Regions from separate parts of the Homo sapiens genome. Here regions 1 and 2 are each linked to region 3. The links are chromatin contacts, found by Hi-C or POLR2A ChIA-PET in ENCODE. All regions are on one chromosome and are shown on one strand. Each heading gives the region's core, a stretch centred on a gene start or an enhancer-like site at or near the end of the contact. The rest is flanking DNA. Distances are from core to core; before and after follow the strand shown. Region 1 overlaps C2orf76 (chromosome 2 open reading frame 76). Region 2 holds the start of CFAP221 (cilia and flagella associated protein 221). Region 3 holds the start of TMEM37 (transmembrane protein 37).

Region 1 (2,700 bases), core at 4-2,503, 120 kb before region 3:
ACATGGGTTTGTTTGGTGAGACTTCTCAAAGACACAGAGTTGTAACTCTGAGCACAGCAATAATCTAAGTAGATTCCACTGCCCTGGCCGTAATGAGGGCAGTGAACAGAGGCACAGTGAGGTCCTGCCGAGCTCACGCACCACATAAAGCAGTGGGGACAGTTCTGTGGCATGGGCGTGAAGTCAGATCAGGATGCAAATCCAGACTCCACCAGCACCCAGCTGTGTGTTCTCAACAAGCTACACAACCTCTCTAGGACTCGATTTCCTCATTGGTAGAAAAGGGGAGGAGAGGCCCCTTCCTCATCACCTGTGGTAAGGGTGACAGGATGGGGCATATAAACCCTCAGCAGTGCCGGCCGCAGGGTGAGCACTCTCTCTTAGCTGTCACTGTTCTTTTGCTGCATCATCATCATCATCTTCTGCCATCCTCACCTGGTCAGCGACAGAGCTGAGCTTCCAGCTCTGGCCAGTCCGACTTCTGAGAGAAGCAAGTATACTTCCTTTTTTCGTTTTGTTTTTCGAGACAGGGTCTCACTCTGTCACCTAGGCTGGAGTGCAGTGGCGTGATTATGGCTCACTACAACCTCAGTCTCCAAGGCTCAAGCAATCCTCCCATCTCCAGCCTCCTGAGTAGCTGGGACTGCATACATGTGCCGCCAAGCCTGGCTAATTTTTTTTATTTTTAGTAGAGACGGGGTCTCACTATCTTGCCCAGGCTCGTCTCAAACTCCTGAGGTCAAGTGATCCTCTGACCTTGGCCTCCCAAAATACTGGTATTACAGGCATGAGCCACCACACCTGGCCACAAGTATACTTCAAACGGCCAGAAGTCCACATATCTAAAAACCTTGCCCAAGCTAAAAAACATCTGGTTCCATGTCACATTAATTGGAATATTTCTCTATGTGATTTGGGGTGGGGGTAAATGAGAGTGCTCTCCAGTGATATTTACAAATCCAGTGAGACTCATAAATACAAGTGAAAATTTAAACTTGCTATTGACTGGGTGCGGTGGCTCATGCCTGTAATCCCAGCACTTTGGCAGGCCGAGGCAGGCAGATCACAAGGTCAGGAGATCGAGACCATCCTGGCTAACATGGTAAAACCCCGTCTCTATTAAAAATACAAAAAAATTAGCCGGGAGCGGTGGCAGGTGCCTGTAGTCCCAGCTACTCAGGAGGCTGAGGCAGGAGAATGGCATGAACCTGGGAGGCAGAGCTTACAGTGAGCTGATATTGCACTACTGCGCTCCAGCCTGGGCGACAGAGCAAGACTCCATTCAAAAAAAAAAAAAAAAAAGTTGCTATCTGCCCCTAAATAGCACAAAGAGATAACCACTAGTGGCACACAGCACTACTTGTCAACCAGAACACACCTGTTTAGCAACATATTCTATTTGTAGAATACAGCTGAGACAGAGAGTCAACAGAAAGGCCTCTCAGCAGCCAAATCAGAAGCCCAAGCCACGCAGGGTTTATGGACCTCATTCACTGCAGAGCACAGGGGCTTAAAACTCCAGAGCATACAGATTAAAAGAAAAAATACTTTACTCAAAAAATCATTTTAGAATAGGTAATACAGTCTGTAATCCCAGCACTTTGGGAGGCCAAGGCAAGAGGACTGTTTGAGCCCAGGAGTTTGAGACCAGCCTGAGCAAGATAGCAAGACCCGATCTCTACAAAAAAAAAAAGTTTTATTTAATTAGCTGGGTGTGGTGGCACACATCTATACTACTAGATACTCAGGAGGCTGAAGCAGGAGGATATCTTGATCCTGGGAGGTAGAGGTTGCAGTGAGCTGTGTTCATGCCACTGCACTCCAGCCTGAGCAACAGAGTGAGATTGTGTCTCAAAAAAACAAAAAACAAAGAATAAGTAATATCTACTCATTATACAAAGTTCTCCAAGCATATATGAATAGAAAGTGAAAAGTCAGTCTCCTTCCAATCCCCATCCACCAGCTATCTAGTTCTCCAGAGAGGACTGGGACCACTGAGAGGACCTGTTTCCCACACCCTCCCAACACAGTATATTAGCAAAGCCTTCTGATCCTTGCCAATCTGACAGGTGTGGATTAAGTATAGTCTTAATTTGTATTTTATTATGCTTAAAGTTCTGAATATTTTCTATTTTTTAATGGAATTGTAGGCTAATTTTTCCAATAGAATTGTAGAGTCTAGAGCATCTTCACATGCTAAGGAAATTCGGCCTTTTCTGTAAGTTAGAAAAATTTCCCCCACTTTTCATTTGTTCCTTGCTTTTCTCAGTGGTTTTTTTTTTTTTTTTTTTTTTTACATAGAAGGTGTTAAATGAATTTTCGTGGAATAAATAAGTTAGTGAATGAAGTAAAATGTATCAATCTCATATCGTTTCTCAGTTTTCTGTCATATTTAGAAAGCCCTTCTTCACGCCAAGATTTTTTAAATTCCCTGTTCTCTTCAAATATTTTTAAGAATTTCATTTTTTGAATTTTTCATCGTGGAGAATTTCAAATATACAATAGATACAGAATAGTGTAATAAACCCCCTGCCCTGTACCCAGGACCCAACTTGAACAAATTATCAAGTCATGTTCCATCTGTTTCATCTCTATCCTCATCTATGGGTTTAATTTTTTAATCCAAGGGGTATTTATTTTGGCATAAAGAAAAATACATGGATTCAACTTAGCTGTTTTTTAGATGTTTATGCAGTTATT
Region 2 (2,700 bases), core at 140-2,639, 110 kb after region 3:
GTCTCAAGAAAAAAAAAAAAAACTGTGTCAAGGGCTCTGGGAGATCCTAAGACAAGGTACAGTTCCCTCCCCCAAGAATTCTGCAGTTTAAGTCACAGACATGAATCATGTTGGGTGCAATATAAAGATAGTGGAACAGAGGGTTATGGAAGCCCAGAGGAGGGAAAGAGTCTTTCCGGACTGGTGGGTTAGAAGGAGGGTGGGGAGGAGAGGAGACCTTATCTACAGCTAGCCTTGAAAGATGGGGAGATTTTTAGTAAGTAATAATGGTAGGGGACAGAGAGGAATTGGAGAATGGGAAGATGGAAAAAATGAACATTTCCCATTGGGAAAGAGCAGGGAGGGAATATACGCATCCAGCACAAGTGGCAATGTAGGCAAGACAGGTACCCTCACTGGACTCTTACTATAGCCTCTCGTCAACATGAAGCCATAAGTAACATCAAGCAAGTATCAAAGCCACACAAGGAGGGAGTGAGACAAGGACAGTTCCTGGGAAAAGAGAAGCTTAAGCTGTCTTTGAAAAAAAATAATATTCATGGATGAGCAGGGTGGAATGGACCAGGGCAGGAGGTCAGAGGAGCGGGCACGGTTTCATGTTTACAACCCCTAAATATCAGTATCAAGGACATAAACAGTTTCTTCAATGAATAAATTGCAACAACTAACAAAGAAATGAAAGAGGAATCTGTTGATGAAAAGAGACCTAAAAGACACATCAATCTATTCCAATTTGCAAATTGTATTTGAATTCTGATTCAAACTCTAAAAATAAATATGAGATAATTTGAAGATGTTAATAAATTATAATTTTTAAGGTATTGTGGTTTTTTTAAGAATCCTTATCTTTTGGAGGTATATTTTGAAATATTTATGGATGAAATATCTGGGATTTTCTTCAAAATAATACAAGGAGTCAGGGAAAGATACGGATGAAACAGGATTGGCTAGGATTTGATCATCGTTGCAGCTGGGTGTTGAAGATCTATTTTACCCTTCGGTCTGCCTTTGTGTACGTTTGAAATTTACCGTAACAGAAAATGTAAAACAAACTACAAGAAAGTGGGCGTCGTGAGTGATGCCTGTCAGGTGAAGCCCCGCCCACTGGCTCGGGCGGCTCCGCCCCGTCCGTCTTCTCTCCCGCGCTCCGCTCTTGAAGGGTTCCAGTGTGTGGTGTTTCCAACTTTCTCATGTCCCCTCGGGAATCCATTCGTATCCCATGCCATAAGTCGCGCTGTCTATTCTTGACCAGGCCCGGCAAACTGCTCCGAGCTCCCAGGAATCACCCGCCGCCTCCGGTCGTGGCCCGCAGCAGCCCGGCTCCCCCGCCCTGGGGCGTTTGGTCGCGCCCGGCCGCCGGCCCTGGGAGCGCGTCCGCGTCGTCATGGCGACGCTCCGAGCGGGCGCCGGCGCTGGCGCCGGCCGAATCCGGCCCGGGAACCACCTCCAGGGTGAGCGGCCAGGGACCTGGGGCCCGGGTGGCCCAGGGTCGGCCGCTGGGGCGCCGCAGCCTAGCTGCTGAGGCGACCGAGCCCCGGGTGGTGTCCAGCCGCAAGTCGGCCGCGGCTTGGGTCCGAGGAGAGTCGGGCCCAGAGGGTGACCTGAGGATGGTGGGGGGAGCGGTGCGCGGGCCTGGGGCGACCCTGACCCTTAGCAGGAGTGGAATGAAAGGTCGCGGAGGGGAGGAGGCGCTTGGCCGGGGCGAGAGGGCCTGCCCGGGGTGAGAGAATGGGGCGAGGGAACGAGGGTGCGGCGGTGAGACCCGGAGCCAGGCCTACCGGGGCGGTGGGCGAGCCGGCGTGTGGGCGGCGTGGAGACCGCCTGGCTCCTGGGCCTGCCTGAAGCACAGGGGATGTGAGGCTCCGGGAGGAGACGGGCTGCAGGCTGATCCTAGGGCTGGCGTTGAAGGGCTGGAGGGAAGGGAAGCAGGTGAGGAGGGGGCCATGCAGCCTTCAGCGATGCTATGAGAGGTGGTGCGAGGGGAGGGGAGAAGAGGGGAGGGGAGGGGAGAACTTCTTTCTGAAAGTTATTGTTAAGCGCCTTCCTTCATAGATTCACTGCCTGTCGCTTGATGTTGTCCGTCTTGGGAGTCTGAAGCTATGGGTCTTCTCCAGAAAAAACAAAACCGAAAAAACACACAAAGATCCACACTAATTAACATTCCATTTCAGAGGCTTCGCCGACCAGCCCCATGGCCTGCGCAAGGGCCCCAAGTTAAGAGATTTAGTTGTGCAATATATAAGGGAATGTGAGATTTGTAAAATGTTGTTACAGGGTTATAAATTATTAACACCAAATGAGTAATAGAAGCAGTGATTGCTAAAGAATGTTAAAGTGTGTTGGGATCACTGTGAACTTCATGAAGAAAGTGGAACTTAAAATGAGTGTGTTAAGGGAAGGCAAATCGGACACAGGGTTCGACATGAATCAAGATCCACAGAGCTGGAATACCCCCATGTCTGGCACCTGGCTGGCCGTAGGTTTCACCACCTCCTCATCACCCCCTCCTCATCACCCTGTTAGCAGAGGGATGGAGGAGGGTGACTCTGAAATGCCAGTGTCCTGTAAACAGTGCCTCCAAATGTTAAAGGCTTCCATAGTCAAATATTCTAAGAAACTCATTTGGAGAAATCTCTGAAAGAAGAGTCTTATTTGGAAGTCTTATTTAACTGTTTACATCAATACTTTCCAAACTTGTTT
Region 3 (2,700 bases), core at 92-2,591:
ATTTGACAAGGTCTGTTGGGCAGGGATGGAATCAGATGAATATCTAAGTGGAAGATATACAGACAATTGTAACTACCCCTCTTTCTCACATGGCTCTAAAGGGGAAAACAGATGAGTGCAGTTGCTTTGTCTTTGGGTAAAGTCACCAGGAGCTGCCTGCCTGAGTGAACCAGACAATTTAATGTGTGCCATTTAGTGAGGGGCCTTGTTTTACCACCACATTTGAGGATGGGGGGAGGGAAGCCTTTCTGTTGGAATTTGTGGCCCTTGGACACTCCTCCCACCTCCACCCTTTTTGGCGGTAAAAGCTTTTAGGTGCTGCCTCTTTAAGAACTCAGATCCGGCCGGATGCGGTGGCTCATGCCTGTAATCCTAGCACTTTGGAAGGCCGAGATCGGTGGATCACCTGAGGTCAGGAGTTCGAGACCAGCCTGACCAAAATGGTGAAACCCCCGTCTCTGCTAAAAAATACAAAAATTAGCAGGGCTTGATGGGGCGCGCTTGTAATCCCAGCTACTCGGGAGGCTGAGGCAGGAGAATCGCTTGAACGGGTTTGAACCCAGGAGGCGAAGGTTGCAGTGAGCCGTGATCGCGTCATTGCACTCCAGCCTGGGCCACAAGCGCTAGACAACGTCCAGAAAAAAAAAAAGAGAGACCTCAGTTCCCATCGAGGTGGAGAAAAAATAACCACATTTGTTTGGCATATTTGCATTTTTAATAGTCCCTGAGGAGTTCAGGAGGAAACAGGGTTTTACATCCCCTTTTAGGGACGCAAGTAGGATTGCCCCAAAAAGTTCCACTCCGTTCACACTCAGCGAGGGCCCGGCAAGAGCCCCACCTTTCACATTCATTATTTCCCTTACTAACCGAGGCTCCGAGACGCTAAACAAGCAGCCCAAGGTCACACCGCAGAGTGAGGGCAGCAGAGCCTCTGCGCCTGCCTCCTCCCTTCGGACCCTGCCGCGTTCCCAGAGGCTGGACTCAGCAAGCTGGAACAGGAATCGAACCCTCAGGCCCTCGTCGCCGTCCCAGCCCTCGAGGAATCTGCGCCCCAGGCGAAGCTGTCCTCGGAGGTTCGGGAGCGTCGGAGTGACTTCCCGATCCTTTCCCCTGGGACCCGAGGGATCCCTCCCCCCAAGTGCCGGGTCCTCCCCGCGGCTCCCCAGGGGCTCCTCCGGCCGCCCTCGCTGACTCAGCGTAATCCGAGCCGCGGAGGGCGGCGGGGTTGGCGGAGCCCGCCCGGGGTTAATCGCCGAGCTTTGAACGCCCCCTCCCGCCCCGCCCGCCTCCAGCAGCCGCCCCGCCCCTGCGGAGAAGTCCCGGGCTGGCGCCGGCGGCCACAGCGGAGCAGCTGGAGCGATCGAGGCTGCAGCGCGGCCGCCGGGCGCAGCATGACTGCCGTCGGCGTGCAGGTAGCCGGCGCCTGGCGGGGCGCTGACCCGGGGTGCTGCCCCGCCGTGGGAGGTTGGGGGTGGGAGGACGGAGGGAGGGGCGTACCCACCGCGAGCGCCGGCGTCGGGCTGGGGGTGCGAGCGCCCCCCGTGCCCGCCCCCTGTTGCAAACCTGGGTCCGGAGGAGGCTGGGCGGGGAGCAACCTCGGGGGGCCTGCCTGCCTCACATAGCTGCTCCCGAGGCGCGGACTCCGGCTGCTTCTGCTCGCGGCCTTGCAAGCACCCGAGGCTCCCAAACTTCATTTGGAAAGATTTTTCTTCTCTTTGGTGTCACCAGTGACTTACTGGTCAGTTTACCATAAGGGTCCCCCTTTGTGAGAAATGAGGCGCGTCTGGGGTGGAGGGACAGAATCGACTTGCAAAGTGAGGCTTATGTAACAGAGGATGCGTCTCTTGGGAAGTTAGACCTTTCTGGGGGTGGAGGTTAGGAAGACCGTCTCCCTCCCCAAAGCTGCGTTTGGGGTGCTGGGCTGGGGGTGGACTTGCTGAGTCGCGCGGACACCTCAGGGAAAGGCTCTGGCGAGGGAAGAAGCCCGTGTCTCCGAAGATTTGGCTTCTCCTTAGCGTAGTGCACGATGTTTATGTTGGCTAAGAACCTACACATTCCTACCCGCTCCCTCGGGCCTGCTGCTCCCCAAAGGGAAGTCAGTGGGTGGCGGTACCGCTGCCCAGCGGGCGAACTTCCTTTCCGCGCAACTCGCCCGCTGCAGAGTCTATCCGCTGGACTGTCTCCAGGATTAGAGAGGCCCGTTGACTTCGTGTACAAACGCTCAGCCACAACACTGACCTAGTAGACACCGTTCTGCCCATTGTATAGATGAGGTAACCGAGACTCAGAAGTAAGGTGCCCTCCGTGGCTGGCCAAGGAACAGAATCAAGATTCAAACCCAGGGCTTTCTGGCTCCAAATCCCACTGGCTCCTCCTGCCTTTACCTAACGGGAGAAACCCCACCCACAGGACACCCCCAAAACCGCTTCTATAGCCAGGACCTAGGCACCTGGGCGAAGCCGGGCATGGGGCGCAGGGAATTCCTCCCCTTTGTTCTGGGGGATGTCTGGAATCCCGGCCAGGCAGCATGGTGGGACAGACCAGGTGCGGTCCCTCCCCTCTAGGAGCTTACAGCCCATGTAGGGAGAGAGACTTGGAAACAGGGCATGGGGGAGCGAATGCTAAATTAAGAGGTGCAAAAGTTGCCAGACGGGGAAGAGGAGGAAGCCTGGTAGCAAGGTGGGAGCTCAGCTGGGGAGG

The links. A loop is a pair of places that touch in the nucleus more often than their neighbours do. ChIA-PET counts read pairs that join two places held with the same protein, here RNA polymerase II (POLR2A). Pooled maps may share reads with other maps.
Region 1: a loop to region 3 is called in a map with no recorded cell type, with 8 times the contacts of the local background. The contact joins the enhancer-like site here to the promoter of TMEM37 in region 3. A Hi-C loop is called at or near these places in 2 of 37 single-sample maps with no recorded cell type and 3 of 50 pooled maps. POLR2A ChIA-PET finds 5 or more read pairs at or near these places in 2 of 52 experiments (Caco-2 and OCI-LY7).
Region 2: a loop to region 3 is called in a pooled map, with 7 times the contacts of the local background. The contact joins the promoter of CFAP221 here to the promoter of TMEM37 in region 3. A Hi-C loop is called at or near these places in 1 of 168 maps with a recorded cell type or tissue (astrocyte of the cerebellum) and 8 of 50 pooled maps.

The regions. Positions count from the first base shown.
Region 1 is chr2:119,311,743-119,314,442 of GRCh38, forward strand. The region is part of intron 4 of C2orf76 (chromosome 2 open reading frame 76); the gene reads right to left. Among named protein-coding and RNA genes, the nearest start is that of C2orf76, 54 kb to the right of the region's middle. RefSeq lists a silencer at 216-275 and an enhancer at 1,530-1,629. Within about 2 kb of position 1,254, at least 5 of the 41 ENCODE cell types and tissues checked have a DNase peak (open chromatin) inside an H3K27ac peak, as active enhancers do; they include OCI-LY7, where a contact is called at or near this core.
Region 2 is chr2:119,543,060-119,545,759 of GRCh38, forward strand. CFAP221 (cilia and flagella associated protein 221) reads left to right here and starts at 1,390. Exons shown (of 24, transcript NM_001271049.2): 1 at 1,390-1,451. RefSeq lists a silencer at 1,334-1,443.
Region 3 is chr2:119,430,513-119,433,212 of GRCh38, forward strand. TMEM37 (transmembrane protein 37) reads left to right here and starts at 1,342. Exons shown (of 2, transcript NM_183240.3): 1 at 1,342-1,412. The coding sequence starts at 1,392. RefSeq lists a silencer at 1,114-1,493 and an enhancer at 1,777-2,283.